2 separate regions of the Homo sapiens genome follow, and region 1 is linked to region 2. A link is a loop called in an ENCODE intact Hi-C map of the cell type or tissue named here. Cell type or tissue: K562. All regions are shown on one strand. Links, peaks and the distances in the headings refer to the core of each region. The heading gives the core; the rest is flanking DNA.

What was found. Hi-C counts contacts between places; a loop is a spot of excess contacts. Peaks named below come from ENCODE experiments on the same cell type or tissue, not always from the same donor. Only the 100,000 strongest peaks of a DNase experiment are listed, where the experiment ranks them.
Region 1: it touches region 2 in a loop (3.0-fold over the local background); 9 of 110 quality-filtered maps call a loop at or near these places.

The regions. Positions count from the first base shown.
Region 1 is chr22:19,126,340-19,135,308 of GRCh38, reverse strand. ESS2 (ess-2 spliceosome associated protein) reads left to right here. Exons shown (of 10, transcript NM_022719.3): 9 at 134-249; 10 at 834-5,030. The coding sequence ends at 1,113. It overlaps TSSK2 (testis specific serine kinase 2), which reads right to left and starts at 4,001. Exons shown (of 1, transcript NM_053006.5): 1 at 2,687-4,001. The coding sequence starts at 3,909. The coding sequence ends at 2,833. In K562, for the core only: a CTCF peak has its summit at 3,788; no DNase peak of the experiment used is centred there; H3K27me3 peaks cover 658 bases.
Region 2 is chr22:19,069,202-19,078,170 of GRCh38, reverse strand. The region is part of intron 2 of DGCR2 (DiGeorge syndrome critical region gene 2); the gene reads left to right. Among named protein-coding and RNA genes, the nearest start is that of DGCR11, 25 kb to the right of the region's middle. In K562, for the core only: CTCF peaks have their summits at 862 and 4,193; a DNase peak (open chromatin) is centred at 4,210.

The DNA of each region.
Region 1 (8,969 bases), core at 502-8,501, 57 kb before region 2:
GGAGGTGATGGGTTGTGGGGGTTTTGTAGGCAACAAAGAGAGGCTGGCACCCACCACAGTGGCTTTCTGTGTGAGGGGCTGCCTGGCGTGTGGCAGGCCTGGCGCAGCTACCCACACACCTGCTACCTTGTAGATCCTGGAGCCAGGCCGCAGGGAGCGGCTGGGTCTGAAGATGGCCAACGAGGCCGCTGCCAAGAACCGGGCCAAGAAGCAGGAAGCCTTGCGGAGAGTGACGGAGAATCTGGCCAGGTGAGGGGCCGCCTGGCTGGTGGGGAAGTGCGAGGGTGGCTCTGGCCTGCTCCTGTTCGGCCCCTGCCCTGACCGTGTGGAGGCATGGCCCACGCGGCAGAGTCCAGGGCAGGTCCGCGGGGTTCTGCAGTGGGTACTGTGGCAGCTCCTCTATCCAGAGCATGGCCGCACATGGACAGGATGAGAGGCCCCCTCCATCTTCTCTTTCCTCCACGTCCTCTTTGACCCGTCCCTAAGAGGCATCTTTAGGCGTGTGGTCCTGCTGGGAGCTTTCATCAGCCCTGTGGAGAGAGTCATCGTTCCCCTTGGAGAGGGGTGGGGACTCCAACTCTCAGAGGCCTGGGGGTGCACCCCAGCCCCCACAGCCAAGGGCGGTGCTGCTGTTTGACCTCAGGTTTGACCTGAGCGCTGCTGTTTGACCTCAGGGATCCCCCGCATTTGCTGCCATGCTGGCAGTACCATCCTCCTCAGCTCAGAGTGACTGTGTCTCTGCCCAGGCTCTTCCTGGGAGCCAAGGGAGGCCCTGCTGCCGGCAGCTCTCAGCCCACCTAACCCTGCCTCTCTCACCCATTCCTCCACCCCAGCCTCACCCCCAAAGGCCTGAGCCCAGCCATGTCGCCAGCCCTACAGCGCCTTGTGAGCAGGACGGCCAGCAAGTACACAGACCGGGCCCTGCGGGCCAGCTACACACCATCCCCAGCACGCTCCACCCACCTCAAGACCCCGGCCAGTGGGCTGCAGACCCCCACAAGCACACCGGCGCCTGGCTCTGCCACACGCACCCCTCTCACACAGGACCCGGCCTCCATCACGGACAACCTGCTGCAGCTCCCTGCCCGGCGCAAAGCTTCGGACTTCTTTTAGAGCCAGGCCTGGGCTGGGCTCATAGACGCTTCACAGAGCCTGCAGGGCAGCTGTACACCCAGCAGAGGACTCCAGCCTTCTCGGGGCCCAGGCCTGGGCCAGAAGCTGTTGACCATACCAGGAGTCACTGGAGAAAGGGGCTGTGCTGGGGCCAGACTGGCACAAGGCACTCGTGCCCACACCACACCCCAGGGCCTTGCCAAGCTGTTTGCTGTTTAATTGGCCCCTTGAACTGTCATTAAAGAACACCTAGGTACAGTCTGGGGGGTTGCCTCTCCATCTTGCTCCCCACACGAGCCCTAGCCTTGCCCTGGGGCCTGCATCACGTCTCAGGACTGCGGGGCTTGAAGCGAGGGGCCCCCCAGGTGAGGAAGCTGCAGGTGGGGCGGCTGTGGGAGCACCGGGTGACTGGCGTTGCTTTCTGCGGCACTCGGAACCTGTGTTCTGAGTTGAGCTCACATCCTGCAGTGCTTTCTGCTTCTCTGGGGGGATATGAAGGAGAAACGGAGCCCTTGGAAGTTGTACCCTTAGGTTCCCCTGCGGTTCTGGGCCCAGGTCTGCAGCCTCCACTCTGGGCTTGCCGGCTGTGAGGTGCGCTGGTTATAGGACTGTGTGGGGGCTGCATATCAGGTGATCTCAGCTATCACCTTCTCCCAGCACCTGGCTTCCAGCTCATGGGGTGGGACTATCCCACTCACCCCTCTGCTATAGGCACTGCCCATCTTATGCTGCTGGCCCTGGCCTCACCTGGTCACTTCCACCAACAGGAGCTCCCAGATAACAGTGGGTTGCTGGACAGATCAGGCTGGGACTCTTAAGGGGTGGGGGACGTGGGGCCTTCAGTGCTTTATCCCCTAGGAAAGGGTGCACGTTATCCCAAGGGAGCCCCCAGGAAGTGGGGAGGGAGGGGGGAGGAGCATGTCTAGGTGCTGACCACCTGGAGCACTTGGCCAGCAAGTGGGCCGCATGCTTTGGGAGCAATGGGTGACCCAGCAGGAAGCACAAAAGACCGGCCAGTGTGCCATCATCAAGGGCTGCTGAGCAGCTTGAAGAGCCACTGGGTGGGGAGGGCACACGGGGAGGTCTCAGCTGGGGCTGCCCCTGGAGGACAGGGCAGGGAACTTGAGGGCTGAGGACAGAAATCTCACATGACTCCAGGAAATAGAGGAAGAGGAGGATGCTGAGCGAGGGATTGTGAGGGAGTGGGGGTAGGTCAGAGGGGGCTGAACTGCAGGAAGCCAGGGGGAGTCGTGGACCACTGGAGCTGGCCAGCCCCAGGGCATTGGGGACAAGGCCAGGTCAGAGGGAGACAGTGTGGGCCTGGTGGGTGGACCCTGGCAGAGGCCCTCTTGTCCCCCACAAGGCCAGGCCACACTGTGATTCTGCCTGTACCTGAGCATCTGTCCTGTGCTCCTAGGCCGGAGACCACTGTGTGTCAGGTGGGGCGGTTGGCTGAGTCCCAGAGAAAAACACTCCTCACTGGGCACTCTTGATGCTTGCACACACCCTGTGGTTTATTTGGTGGTCAGTAAGGAACGTCTTTGCTGCTAAGTGGAAGAAAGCTAATGGAACGTAATCAAAATAGTGGTTTAATTGACGAATTTTACTTGCACCTGTGCCTTCTTCAGATCCTACCTGCCTACTTAGTTTACGTGAAGGCCGACTGCACCATGCCCCCCAACCCCGACCCCCACCACACACAACGGGGCCATTGTCATGCTAGGTGCTTGCTTTCCCCACCTCAGCTCCGGAGATGTGATGGTCTTTGGCCCTGGAGGTCTCGGCCAGCCTGTCCTCCATCCTGTTCTCGTTCTCGGGCACCACCAGCAGCCGGTGCTGGGTTTTGGCTCCAAGCTTGTGGTCGGGCCGGTGGTCGGGCCTCAAGCCTGTCTTGGTGTCCAGTTTGCACTCAGCGCGGTACTTGCCCTCCCCCTCCCTCTTGAAGGAGGCAGAAGACGTGGCTTTGGGCTTGGGGGGCTGCAGCCACGAGTGGCTGAGGATCTCATCGATGTGGAGCCGCTGGCTGACGTCGGGCTGCAGCATGCGGTAGATGAGGTCCTTGCACTCGCAGGTCAGGTTCTTGGAGCGCGGGAAGTCCACACGGTGCTCCTTCTGGATACGCAGCATCTTCCTGATGTCGGAGTCGTCATAGGGCATGGAGCCGCAGACCATGATGTACAGGATCACGCCCAGGCTCCAGATGTCATACACCTTGGGCTGGTAGGGGATGCTCTGCAGCACCTCGGGGGCTGCATATGCTGCCGACCCGCAGAAGGTCTTGCTGAGGATGATGCGCCCATTGCTGTCCCGCAGGCAGCGCTTGGAGAAGCCAAAGTCAGACAGCTTGATGTTGAAGTCCTTGTCGAGGAGAAGGTTCTCGCACTTGAGGTCCCGGTGGACGATGTCCAGGTCGTGGCAGTACTTGACGGCGGAGGAGAGCTGTCGGAACATCTTGCGTGCCACGTCCTCATGCAGGGCTCCCTGGCACTTGATGAACTCGAGGAGGTCGCCCTGGACGCCAAGCTCCATGATGATGTAGATCCGTCCGTCAGAGGTCTCAAAGATCTCGTAAGTCTTGATGATGGAGCCGTGGTTGACAGTTGCCAGGATGTCCATCTCCCGAGGAAGGAATCTCTCCACAAAGTCAGTAGGTGTTTTCTTGCGGTCGATGATCTTGACAGCCACATTGAACTTGAGGCGCTCAGAGTAGGCAGATTTGACTTTTGCGTAGGAACCCTTGCCAAGATTGATGCCTACGATGTAACCCTTCTTCCTTAGGACTGTGGCATCGTCCATGGTGCCAGGAGCGACTGGCGCCGCTGCCGTCTACATCCCCCCGTCATGTGGGCCAGCAGGCATTGTCCTCATTTACACTACCGGAGGCGTCTGGCTGGGCTGCCCTGGGCTGGGCTTCGACTCAGGGGTGGAACACTCAGCATTGTCTCCGGGTGACTTCAGCCAATGAACTCATAAAGCCAAGGAGTGGGGGCGGGGACTGGGCTGAGGGAGAACAGGGTCTCTGGAACCGTGGAAGCCAGGCTGGTCTGGCAGGAGCACCCACTCCCCGCCCGCTGGAAGGAAGCCTGTCCCCAGGACAGGACTCTGGTGGCCCTGCTGCTGCTGCATTGGTTTCCCTGTCACAAGTCAAGCTGGAGGGGAGGCGGCCCACGTCCAGCCTGTTTGCATCACCTGGCTGTGGGGACTGACCCTGCATTGGTCTTTGTCCCACTAGGGTGGGTTTCCTGCAGCTTCTTTGGCTATGAAGAAAAGCACCCCCAGGGCTGTGTCCTTGGTGTGGTAGGACAGTTGTCCCTGACAGTCACCCAGACAGGCCTGCATAGCACCCCAGTTACACAGACAGATTTCCACAGCACTGCCTTACCATTGAGCACATAGTTAAATCTAGGGAAATCAGTGCCCAGACATCAAAGCTAGAAATGAAACATGGTCAGCAGGAGCCTTGCATGGGCTTCTCTTTTGCTGGAGCAAGCCAAAATAATAGGAACGGTTTTACATTCCTAGTGCCAGGACCCATCTCGGGTCGACAAAATCTGAAGACAAGTTAAGGGAACAGGCAGCTGTTTGAATAGATCAATTGGATAGTCTAAGGCAGCTCTCTGGACCAAGCTGTAAAGGAGATACAATCGAAATAATCACTCCGGTACCACAGTAGACAGGCCTTGAAGGCACTGGGCCCCTTTTAATCGGACTTAGCAAGCATTTTTTTTGCCTCTGACCTTCTCCTTGGAACAAAATTAGTTACCAGTAGACTTAGGTGATTGCTGTACTGCATGTAGGCACATAACCCCAACCTATATAAACAGTAAGAAAATTGTAGCACTTTGAGTTGGTCTGCTGGAATTATCTCCAGCCTTCTCCCTGTATCCAGTTACAGTGATAAACTCCCTTCTTTCCTAGTTTGTCTGCTTCTCGTTATTGGGCCTCAAGAAAATGCAGCTGGACCTGGCTTGGTTCTGGGAACAGTGGTACCTGGGAGGGACTGCCCTGGACCAGTCAGGCTGGCAGTGGTGCCAAGCCTGGTAGACGAAAGCAGCTCTGTGTTTGGGAGCAGAGGCGGCAGGCCCCTCAGGGTAGAGAGCCGGGCAGGTGAGTCGCTGCTGCTCCAGCGAGCAAGGGCCTGTGTATGGGTGGGTCGGGGCTGCAGTGCATGCCAGCTGGGTGCCCAGGGTCCAGGGCAGGTGGCTGCATGTCTGAGGGGTGGGGCAGGGCCTCCCTTGGGTAGAGGCGGCAGGAAGGCACCCAGGCAGCAGAGAGCCTGGGAGAAGAGAGGGCTTTTTCTGAAAGTGACTGGAAGTAGGAGGGAAGTGAAGGAGTCTCGGCTTTTTCTCTAAGCGGCAGCCTGCCCCTGCAGGTGCAAGACAGGAGGAGGGCCGTCCCAGTTGTGTTTTAAGATGGTCAGTGGCAGAGAGAGAGAGACAGAAAGAGTAGAATTGGCTTTGAGGTGAGAGTGGGGGCCAGTGCCTTTGACCAAATGAGAAGAGGCTGGGCCAGGGTGGGCCTCAGGATCAGCAGGAGACAGAGAAGGTCAGGTCTTAGTCTTGTTTGCTAGACTGTGAGTGGATGGGCCTTGGTGCTGGGGAATCCTGGGGCTGAGAGCGCCCAGGCCATGCACTGCAAAGACCAGGCACCTGGGTGAGGAGGGGGTTCTGAATCACATCAGTTTGGGCCTTTGTGTGGAGTGAGCAGCAGTCGCCTGTTGGAACCCTGACATTGGGTAGCATTTACGTCTCGGGCTGCCTTTTGCACCTGCAGTGTGAACATCCTGTTTCAGTGCTGGTGTGTGGATTTGTGCTTTGGGAAATGTGGCATCCTGTACATGTCTCCTCAGGTGCGTTGGACTGATGTTCATTTGTCATCCATCACAGGCATCCTGGATTCACAGGGAGCAGCTGGGACAGATGAGCTGTGTGTTCAGTGTTTAGGGGAGAGGGAGGAAGGCCTGTTCCCAGGTGGGGTTTAGTCCTGGAAGGTTTCAAAGAGGAAGTGATGTTGGAGCTGGGGTGCTGGGGATCAGCAGACTCCACAGGGTTGACAAGAGGGGCAGGACATGTCAGACAGATGTGACATCTTGGCCCTGGCATGGCTGTGTGGACCCACTCCATCTGGAGTACACAGGGAGCACCCTGTGTTTGGAGGTCACTAGGGAGGATTGCAGAAACAGGGCAGCCAAAGTCAGGATGCTAAGCTGAGAGGCTCAGATGGGCAGGGTGGGCCGACGTGCCTACAGTGACTGCCTTCCAGCAGTGACAGCCTCCCAGAGTCCCACCCGAAGCTCTTTATAGCATCGGTGGTTAATAGCTTTAGTTTGATGCTTTCCTTTTTCCTGGGAGCCTCTACGGCTGAAATGACCAACACTTCACTCCTTTTTGTCCTAGAAGGGGCTGGCTATGAAAATTTGCAGGCCAGGACCCAGGAGCATGAGACCTCCCACTTACCACCCCCTGACCCTTTCCTTTGCTCCCCCAAATGCCCTATCTGGGACACTTCTCTGCATATCTGCTTCCTCCCCTCCCCTCCCCTCCCCTCCCCTCCCCTCCCCTTCCTTTTCGATGGAGTCATGCTCTGGCACCATGTCGGCTCACTGCAACCTCCACCTCCCAGGTTCAAGCAATTCTCATGCCTCAGCCTCTCGAGCAGCTGGAATTACAGGCAAGCACCACAACGCCCAGCTAATTTTTGTATTTTTAGGAGAGATGGGATTTCACCATGTTGCCCAGGTTGGTCTCGAACTCCTGGCCTCAAGTGATCTGCCTGCTTCGGCCTCCCAAAGTGCTGGGATTACAGGCATGAGCCACCGTGCCCTGGCTGCATATCTGCCTTCTTCCCAGACTCTACCAATGCCTTCTCCCTCTTTTTGTGCATTCTACTTCTTCACCTCCTGAGGGTCTCTCTGGTTCTTGGGGGACATGCCAGAAGAGGCAGGTGTCAACATTGCAGAGGCAGAACTGCCCGGGCATGGAGCGGGCCGCTTCATCCAGGATGCACACACAGGGCCGGCACTCCTGGTATGTTTGACAGAGAGCTTTGGATTCGACTTGGAGACCTCCAGCGTTGCTCCTAGGGTTGCAGTCCTGTGAGCAAGGTACCTGCACACTCTGAGAAATCCACTTCTCTCTGAACCTTCCTATCCTTTATAAAGTAGACACCTTTTTACCTATTTGTCCCCCAAGCACTGAGGGTCTGCCCTGGATGCCGAGGTACACTGATGAGCTAGACCACCCATGCCGTCCTGGAGCCCAGAGGCGAGGGAGGCTCAATCACACCAAGTGTGTGTGCGCGATGGTGGCTGTGCCACGCATCAGAACCATGGTGCTGTGAGGACAGGGAACTGGGGATTGGACTTTGGGAAGCTGGGGAAGGCTGAGGTCTGAGGAACTAGCCAGGTGGAGAGGGATGAGGATAGCTATTACATGTGACGGTTTGAAGGGATGTGGCTTGGCAGGAGCACGGACAGGCCATGGAGGGCCCTGTTGAGGTCCTGGTCCTAGCACCTTTGAGAATCCTTGAAGGGGTCTGAGCCAGGGCTGAGCCACCTACAGGAGTCGCCCGGCATGGCGAGGCCACCTGTGGAGGCGTCACCTGGGACTCCTGCCCTGGGCAGTGTGATCTCAGACAGGTGGCCCACTCCCTCTGAGCTGTTTCCAGCTGTAAAGCTCAGAGCAGGAACTCCTCCTGCAGCCCCTCCCACCCGGGCTTACCTGGCTGAGCTACAGTGAGGCTCCCAGACCTGCTTGCCAGCCACTGCCCTGAGGACCAGCGCAGGTCCGTGGGGATAATTGAGGAGGAGGCCCCAAGAGCCATTTCTCAGGATGTCCCACCCGGGCCCCCATCCCAGCACTCTGGGCTCCCTCTCCACCATGAGTTTCTTGGTGGGAAAAATAGGGTGGCTCCTTGAGGCCTGTTGGCAGAGTACACAGTGGCAGGCTGCTGAGAACCCCTAGAAGGCTTTATGGAGGCCTCAGCCTCTCAGCTGAGCCTGGAGAGCTGGACAGAGTCTGCAGGGGCGAGTTCCCTGTATGATTATGGGCCGTGTGTGTGATGGGGGCGCAGTGGTGAGGCCTGGTGCCCAGAGGCCAGGGGAGGATGCACTGGGCCACAGGAGGACCCCAGAGGCCAGGGTAGGTTCCTCCCCACTGGGCAGTGGGAGCCAGGCTGGTGGGGGATGGCTCTGGACACTGTCGGAGGTGGTGGGAGGGTTGGGGTGGAGGCCTGAAATTAAACCACGTGGAAGGGGGCTGTGAGAACATGAGGAGGCAGGTGGACTTGGGGAAGAGCGCAAGGAGGGCCAGTCCAGGCTCTCACTAGACCCTACTTCTCCAAGGGGACTGAGGTTGGGGTCTTCCCGAGGTAGAGAAGTGACCATAGGTAGACTGTGGACAGTGATCATCGATGTTGCTGGCAGTGGAGCTCCTCTGCTCTGACATTCTCTGTGTCCAGCACCTGCTTCAGGCCCCGCCCTGGGGGAGTGGGAGTCGCATGACAGTCCTAGCCTTGGGTTTGACTTTGGCCCCATCCACTTAGAGGCCATGGGAGAGGTAATTCTGAAAGCGCTTGTCCTTTGTGGTTGCCTGTCGTATCCTACTTGCCAGTGTCAACTTCTAATGCAGGGGTGTCGTCCCTTGGGACAGGCTGGGACGGGGACAACAAGATGTGGTCAAGACCACACAAGACTGTGGGACATGCTCAGGCTGGAGTGTGGCTGGGCCATCCAGCAGAGCCTCCTATTTCTCCCGGGCTAGAGAATGACCACAGGGTGCGGCGACCCCGGCACTGTTGAAAGCTGGGTGCTGGCTGGACACAGGGGGCCTCTGATGGACAGAGCACAATGAACGAGT
Region 2 (8,969 bases), core at 654-8,653:
AAACACTGACAACTACAAAATGTTAAAAGAAATTAAAGAAGACACTGGGTGTGGTAGCTCACACCTGTAATCCCAGCATTTTGGGAGGCCAAGGCGGGTGGATCACTTGAGGTCAGGAGTTCAGGACCAGCCTGGCCAACATGGCAAAACCTTGTCTTGGTGAAAAATACAAAACTTAGCTGGGTGTGGTGAGGTGCACCTGTAGTCCCAGCTACTCAGGAGGCTGAGGCAGGAGAATTGCTTGAACCCAGAACGTGAAGATTGCAGTAAGCTGAGATCGCACCACTGCACTCCAGCCTGGGTGACAGAGTGAGACACTGTCTCAAAAAAAAAAAAAAGACAAAAATAAATTGAGAGATGTTCCATGCTCATGGACTGTAAAACGTAAGATGTGACTATTACCTAAAGCAATCTACAGATTCAATCCCTATTAAAATGCCAACAAGTTTTTTTTGCTGAAGTAGAAAAATTTATCCTAATGTTCATAGAATCTCAGCAGACTCCAAAGAGCCAGAACAGTCTTGAAAAAGAAGAAGAAATATGAAATCCTCATAATTCCTGACTTTAAACCTTATTACAAAGCTGCAGTAATCCAAACATTGTAGTATTGGTATAAAGACAGACATATAGACCAATGGAATAGAATACAGAGCCTTAGCAATAAGTCCTTGCATACAGTGGTCAAATTATTTTCCACAAGGATGCCATTACCATTCAGTGAGGGAAAAAGTGTCTTTTCAGAATGAATGGTGCTAGGAAAACTGGACATACAAATCAAAAGAATAAAGTTAGACCCTTAGCTAATGATATACAAAACTTAACCCAAAATGGATCAGGCTTAAATTTAAGACCTTAAACTATAAAATTCTTAGAAAAACATAATAAAGTCTTCGTGACACTGGATTTGGCAATGATTTCTTACATAAGACACTTAAATCACAGGCAACAAAAGAAACAATAGATAAATTAAGCTACGTCAAAATTTAAAACTTCTATTAATTAAAAGAAGCACTCAACAGAGTGAAAAGGCAGCCTACAGAATGGAAAACATTTGAAACTCATATCTGGTAAGGGTTAATATTTAAAATATAAAAAGAATTCCCACAGCTCAATAATAATAAATATCCTGGTTAAAAAATGTGCAAAGGACTGGGTGCGGCGGCTCACGCCTGTAATCACAGCACTTTGGGAGGCCGGCGGATCACAAGGTCAGGAGATCGAGACCATCCTGGCTAACACGGTGAAACCCCGTCTCTACTAAAAAACACAAAAAATTAGCCAGGTGTGGTGGCGGGCGCCTTAGTTCCAGCTACTCGGGAGGCTGAGGCAGGAGAATGGCATGAATCCTGGAGGTGGAGCTTGCAGTGAGCCGAGATCACACCACTGCACTCCAGACTGGGAGAGAGAGCGAGACTCCATCTCAAAAAAAAAAAAAAAAAAAAAAAATGTGCAAAGGACTTGAGTAGACATTTCTCCAAAGAAGATAAACAAATGACTGATAAGCACATTAATGATTAGAGAAATGCAAATCAAAACAGCAGTGAAATAGCTCACAGCCATTAGATGTTTGCTGTTGAACAGGAAATGACAAGTGTTGACGAGGATTTAGAAAAAGTGGAATCCCTCTGCGGTGTTGTTAGGAATGGGAACTGGTGCAGCTACTAAAACAGTATGACAGTGCCACCCAAATTAAAAGTAGAATTACCTGCCGGGCGCGGTGGCTCACGCCTGTAATCCCAGCACTTTGGGAGGCCGAGGCGGGCGGATCACTTGAGGTCAGGAGTTCTAGAGCAGCCTGGCCAACATGGTGAAACCCCGTCTCTACCAAAAATATAAAAAAAAATTAGCCGAGTATGGTGATGCATGCCTGTAATCCCAGCTACTTGGGAGGCTGAGGCAGGAGAATCACTTGAACCCAGGAGGCGAAAGTTGCAGTGAGCTGAGATCATGCCACTGCACTCCAGTCTGGGTGACAGGACAAGACTCCTTCCCCCCCAAAAAATAAAGTGAACTTTAAAAAATAAATAAAATAAAAATACAAAAATTAGCTGGGCGTCATGGCGCACGCCTGTTAATTTCAGCTACTGGGGAGACTGAGGCAGGAGAGTTGCTTGAGCCTGGGAGACGGAGGTTGCAGTGAGCTGAGATCATGCCACTGCACTCCAGCTTGGGCGACAGAGCAAGACTCTGTCTCAAAAAATAAAAGTAGAATTATCATACAACTTAGCAGTTCGACTCCAAAGAATTGGAAGCAGAGACTTGAAGAGAGATTTGTACACCCAAGTTCATAGCAGCATTACTCATAGTAGCCAAAAGGTGGAAGCAACCCAAGTGTCCATCACAGATGAATGGATCAACAACAAGGTAGTCTATCCATCCAGTGGAATATGGTTTACCTTAAAAAGGAAGGAATTCTGACACATGCTACAGCATGGATGGACTTTGAGGATATGCTCAGTGAAATAAGCCTGTCACAAAATAACAAATACTGTATGTTTCCATTTAGATGTGCTATCAAGATACTCAAATGCATAGATACAGGAAGTAGAATTGTGGTTGCCAGGGGCTGGGAGGAGAGAAAAATTGGGAGGTAATGTTTAATGGATACGGAGTTTGTTTGGTAAGATGAAAAGTTCTGGAGATGGATGGTGGTGATGGTTGTTATGGAACTAATGTGAAGGTACTTAATAATGCCACTTAACTGTACACTCTTTTTTTTTTTTTGAGACAGAGTCTTGCTCTGTGGCCCAGGCTGGAGTGCAGTGGCACGATCTCGGCTCACTGCAAGCTCTGCCTCCCGGGTTCACGCCATTGTCCTGCCTCAGCCTCCCAAGTAGCTGGGACTACAGGCGTCCACCACCACGCCCGGCTAATTTTCACCATGCCCGACTAATTTTTTGTATTTTTAGTAGAGATGGGGTTTCACTGTGTTAGCCAGGATGGTCTCGATCTCCTGACCTTGTGATCTGCCTGCCTCAGCCTCCCAAAGTGCTGGGATTACAGGCGTGAGCCACTGCACCCAGCCCAACTGTACACTCTTAAGTGGTTAAAAATGAGTTCAGAAAATCCAATATCTGATTAATACAAATTCCTTAAAAGAAAATAGAGGAGATGGGGGAGGAGGGAATTAGCAAAGAAGTTATATAAGAAAATTTCCCAGAAATGAAAGATTGTATCCTTGGATTGGAAGGGACTGGCACAATAATTTTAAAAAGGCCTGTATAAATTACCTCCTTGTGCAGCTGCAGCACGTTGGTAATGCAGAGGACATCAACCCCTGTAGCGGGAAACCTGGGTCACAATAAAAGGATCAGGAATCAGAGCAGTAGATGCCTCAGCGGCAGCTCCGATGTAAAAAAAAGGTGGGGCGGGGCATCCCAGATCTGTAGAGGAACTGATTTTGATTGTCTACTTCAAATTTTTAGTTTTATCTTTATTCAAGTTACTTATGCATACAATTTGAATATTCAAATGATTCTGTAAGTCTTTTTTTTAATAGCAAACCCTATGAACCCCTCTAATTTTCAAGGCAAACATTGTTTTAGCTGTTTCATTTGGTATTTATCTGTGTGTCTTTAAATTCCGTGGTTTTAGGCATTCTCTGCTGATTCTTCCCTAAGCCTGGTGGGTGAGTCTGGGCCCTGTGCTCTGTGAGGTCTTGCCTGCTTTCAGTGCTGCTCCTAGCTGGGCCATGCAGGAGCACTCCGTTTCCTTTTTGTTGGCACAACATTGTGTTTTCACTTTTTTTTTTTTTTTTTCATCTTGCTCTGTGGCCCAGGCTGGAGTGGAGTGGCGCGATCTCGGCTCACTGCAACCTCCTAGGCTCAATCGATTCTTCTGCCTCAGCCTCCTGAGTAGCCGGGATTACAGGTGCATGCCACCACACCCAGCTAATTTTTGTATTTTTTAGTAGAGACAGGGTTTCACCATGTTGGCCAGGCTAGTCTCGAACTCTTGACCTTAAGCGATCGCCTGCCTCGGTCTCCCAAAGTTCTGGGATTACAGACGTGAGCCACCGTGCCGAGCCATGTTTAATTTTTTAAGAAATTGCCAAGCCGTTTTCCAATTTGGTGTGAATCCTGTAGATTCATATATATCTTTTCTTTTTAAGTACCTAGAAGTCTCTTTCCTGATGTCCCCTCAGTTACAGATCTCTATCAGTCAGAGTTCTTTGGCCCCTCCTTTCCCAGACGCCCCTGGTGGTCCTCACCTGTCAGTGCTGCTGGGCCAGCTTCCCCGTTCACCATCAGTGTGGGAGAATCAGTCACTCTCACCTGTGTCTCCTTGCGTTGGAACCTCTGGTGTTTGGTTTTTATATCTTTCCTGTTTTGTTTTATTCCTTCATTTTAGTCGAGTACTGCCCCACTTATGTGGAAAAGGAACATAGGAGACAAAGGTTTGTGTTTCCTTGTTTGCATGTCTGAAGTGTCCTTATTTTACCTTTGCACATAAGTTTGGCTGGTTTTAGAATCATAAGCTAGAAATAAGTTTTTCCCATAATTTTGAAGGTTAAGCTTACTCCATTTTTACTCCAACACCAGTGTTGCTGGTGACATAATTTTTGATTCTTTGAACATAACTTGTTTTCTTCCTGGAAATTTTGCGTATCTTTTGAACCATTGCACTGCCTCCTCAGTGGGTCTTTTCATCTTAGACTCATGCCTTACAGCTTAGGGAAAGGGGTCACTTTCCTGTTCTCTGTTCTATTCTGTTTTCTTCTCTGTTCCCTTTTTCTGGAACTCTTTATTATTGGGAATTGGAGCTCTTGGATTGATTCCCAGTTTTCGTTTTCTCCTCTGCAGTTTTCCATCTCTTTGATTATTTTACTTTTAGTAGGTTTCTATAACTTCTGCCAAATCTTTTATGAGTTTTCATGTTTGCTGTCATGTATTCAGTTTTTTTTTGTGTGTGTGACAGGTCTCACTGTCACTCAGGCTGGAGTGCACTAGTGTGGTCATAGCTCATTGTAGCCTCAAACAGCTAGGCTCAAACAGTCCTCTTGTGTCATCCTCCTGAGTAGCTGGGACTATAGGCATATGCCACTATGCCCAGCTAATTATTTTTATTTTTATTTTTCATAGAGACAGGGTCTTGCTGTGTTGCCCAGGCTGGTCTCCAACTCCTGGCCTCAAGCAATCCTCCTGCCTCAGCCTCCCAAAGTGTTGGGATTACAGGTGTGAGCCACTGCACCTGGCCTCCTGTTCATTTGTACAAGATCATTTTCAGAGGCAAGTAATGATGGATAGTGTTGTCTGCATTTTCCTTTTTTTTAAAAAAAAATTTTATTTATTTATTTTTTAGACAGAGTCTTGCTCTGTTGCCAGGCTGGAATGCAGTGGTGCGATCTCCACTCACTGCAACCTCTGCCTCCCGGGTTCAAGTGATTCTCCTGCTTCAGCCTCCCGAGTAGTTGGGACTACAGGTGTGTGCCACCACGCCCAGCTAATTTTTTGCATTTTTATTAGAGACGGGGTTTCACCATGTTGGCCAGGATGGTCTTGATCTCTTTACCTTGTGATCTGCCCACCTCGGGCCTCCCAAAGTGCTGGGATTACAGGCGTGAGGCACCGTGCCCGGTCCATGCTCCTTCTTAATAGCACCCTTTTCTTGTTTCATGAGTACAGTAGAACCTCTCACTTTGAGGATGTTAATGGCCTGTTTTTGGTTTTAACTTTTTGTCTCTGTACTTGTTTCTTCTGTGCTATTTTCCTCTGTGGTTTGGGTCTCTGCCTCAGAGGTTTGGTGGTCCTTCCCTATCTGCTGTATGTGGCTGAGGGACTTGAAGTTCTGTGCACGTGGGCTTCCCTGGAGGGTGAACCAGCTGGATATGTTTCGTTGGGAATCTCCTCCTGTTGGGGACTTTCTTCTTGACCTGGTCAGATTTTTTCCATAAAGGACCATTTCCTATCTGCCTGGAGCCTGGGGTTCTGAGAGCTTAGTGGAAGAAAAATGGCGATGGGGAATCTGTCCTCTCTTCCCTGAGTAAAGAACCCTGATTTTCAGCTGAACTGGTGTCCCCTAACCCAGACACCACCTGTTTTATCTTCTTACCAGTTAACTCTTGATTTGTTTACTGCTTGAGTTGTGGGAGGAATCTGGGTGTGTCCACCTGCCTTGTCCCTGCGCCCACCTTTTAATATGAATAATTTCAGATCTATAAAAAACTCATAATCATAGTGCAATAAACACTCCTGCAGCCTTTACCCGGGTTCACCAGCTGATAGTGTCCTGCCGCACCTTTACCCGGGTTCACCTGCCGCAGTTGCTCTTTGTGTTTTTCTTCTGAACCCTTTGAGAGGTTACAGATATTATGATATTCTACCCCTAAATACTATGATCAAAAAATAAGAACAATCCTCTACAGAAGCCTTTTCACATGCAAGAAATTTACTGTAGTACTATTCTGTGTAATCCATATTCAGATTCTTTTCATTATCCCCAGAACATCCTTTACAGGTTTCTTTCCCCTTTTAATTCAAGATTTATTCAAGGATTAATGTAAGTATGTTATTGCCGTATTGCTTTGTTCTTTAATCTAGAAGTATTCCCAGCCCTCTTTTGCAGGGGGCTTTGGGCGTCTTTCATGACATTGCCATATTTGAAGAGTCCAGGTCAGTTCTGTAGAATGGCGTTCAATTTGGACTTGTCTCTTTCTTCAGGATTAGCTTCAGGTGAGACTTTTTTTTTTTAGGTAGCAATACTATGTAAGTCATAAATTATCAAATCACGAGGCCCAAGGTCATTTTGTCTCATTATTGGTGATGTTAAGTTTGATCACTATTGTGAATATTTCTTTCCCTTTTTGTGACGAAAAGTAATTTGTGAATAAATAGTCTGTGGAGTGGTATTCTAGGTATTCTCCCTGATTCTGTTTCCTTGTTGAACTTGCTCTCCAGTGTGTTCCTGTGCTGGGGAAGCAGCAGCGTGGCACTCTAGTGGTGCTGGAGGCAGGAGGGGCACATGTGCTCCGAGCTGCACAGGTCATGGAGCCCAGAGTCGGAGCAGATGTGGCTCTGGGTGCTACAGTGACCCCTGCACCAGGTCCCCAGCTGGGCTGTGAGGCAGGGCTGCTCGGGCCCCATGGCCCTGGTGGAGGTGGAAGAGGCCCCCCAGCTTACCAAAGGCTGGCCCTCCGCGGGAAGAGGGACATTCTCTACTGTCAGAGGCAGGCCTGAGAGGTCTGTAAGGGTTCTGTCCTGTGCTATGCGCATTCCCCAGCCTGGCCCCCAGACTCTCCCCCAGGACACTGTCTGACATCAGCATCATCTTGACAGCCAAGCCCTTCCCCTTCTTGCTGGCAAAGGCCTGTGTCTGTGCTGGCAGGTTTCCATGGTGGGCCCAGAATGGGCATTGAATAAACGTGGGGGTGAGGGGATGAATGTGAGCATTTGGATATGGAGATGCATGATGGAAAAAAGAAAGGGCTCACAATTGCCACCTAAACCCAGAGAAGCCTGCTCAACAGAGTGGTGTCCTTTATCACCATTTGGCTTTCTGGTTATGTTTCTGAAATATTTCACCTGGTCTCCCACCCCAGGGGGCAGATGACTTCACTCAGTCAACATGTAACAACCTGGTCTTTGGTGCCCATGTGACCTGGCAGCACTGTCCCTCTGTTATCTCTTCTTTCTCTTCCCTTTCCTCTGCCCTCAGTTCATCTTGTCTTTCTGTGAGCAATTTTACCAGGTACTGTGCTTGGCTTGGGGAAGAGGCCAGGATACAAAGTGGAGCCACAGGTCTTGCCCATTTGAGCAGAGGGAGATGTTGAATTTAAGTTCAGTGACATTCTCCAGCCACACTCAGGCCTGGCCTCAGGTTTATCCCGGATATGTCTGCCTTTGCCCTTTGCCAAAGCTGCTCCATCTGCCAGAAAGCCCCTCTGTTCTTTCTCAGCTTCCAGTCTCAGGCCCAGAAGCTCAGGTGGCTCTTCCCTTCTCCACCAAGTGCTGATGCCCCATCCTAGTGGCTGCATCCCTGCATCAGAGCTACCAGCGAGTCTGTGGGTCGAGTCTCCTACCCAGAGTGTCGGGTGCTGCAGGTAGCATGGCTTAGGACATGGGACCAGTCCTAAAGAGCTGATGGTCCCCAAGTACTGCGTGTTTACAGCATCAGGCCTGTCGTGGTGCCAGTTACTGTCCCACACTGAGGTCCTTAGGTTGTATTTTGGGGTGGTAAAGTACCCCAAAGACACCTCTACCAAAAAACACAAGCCTTGAAGATGCTTCTCCCTTTGAGGTCTTCACTTTCTGTTGAAAGTGTCTCGGACACAGGTAGCATATTTTATATTTTAGTGATTCCCAGTCGAATAGCAACCCATCCCCATCACATGCCTGACAGGAGCTATGGAACTATGCTTATTGAGTACTGAGTGAGTATCCAGAGTCTCAGAAATGAGACTACATACGCACTTGTGTACAAGGTGTTTAAGGCAGCCTTTTCTAGAATAATGAAAAAAATGCAAACAGCCTAACCTCAAACCATAGAGATTATGGGGATGAAAGAAATCCATTTGTGGAATACTATGCAGCCATCAAAAGTCATGTTCCTAAGCCCATTTAAAAATATAGAAAGCTGTTTATAGTCTTAAGCTTACAAAGCAAGTCGTGAAATGGAGTGTCTGATGTGATCCCAGTATTCTTAAAGATTTGTGTAGAAAAGAGACTTGGTGAGGGGGCAGATGCTCGCATAGTTAAATATGGCCTTTGTTGTTTATTGTCTTTTCAAACTTTTGTATTTTTCAAGCATTTCACATTGAATGTTTGTTACTTTATCATGAGCAAAAAAGCATGTGGATTTTTTATTAAATAAAAACCATTGCAAAGTCTATGACACTAGCAGAACCAACCTGCTGGAGAGGGGCTCGTCAGGTGGCGCTGACTGCCGGTTCAGGTTCAGGGAAGGAGGCTTTGCAGGAGGCCTCCTAACCCTCCCTGTGACCTCCCTTGGGGAGCCGAGGCCCCACTCGCCAT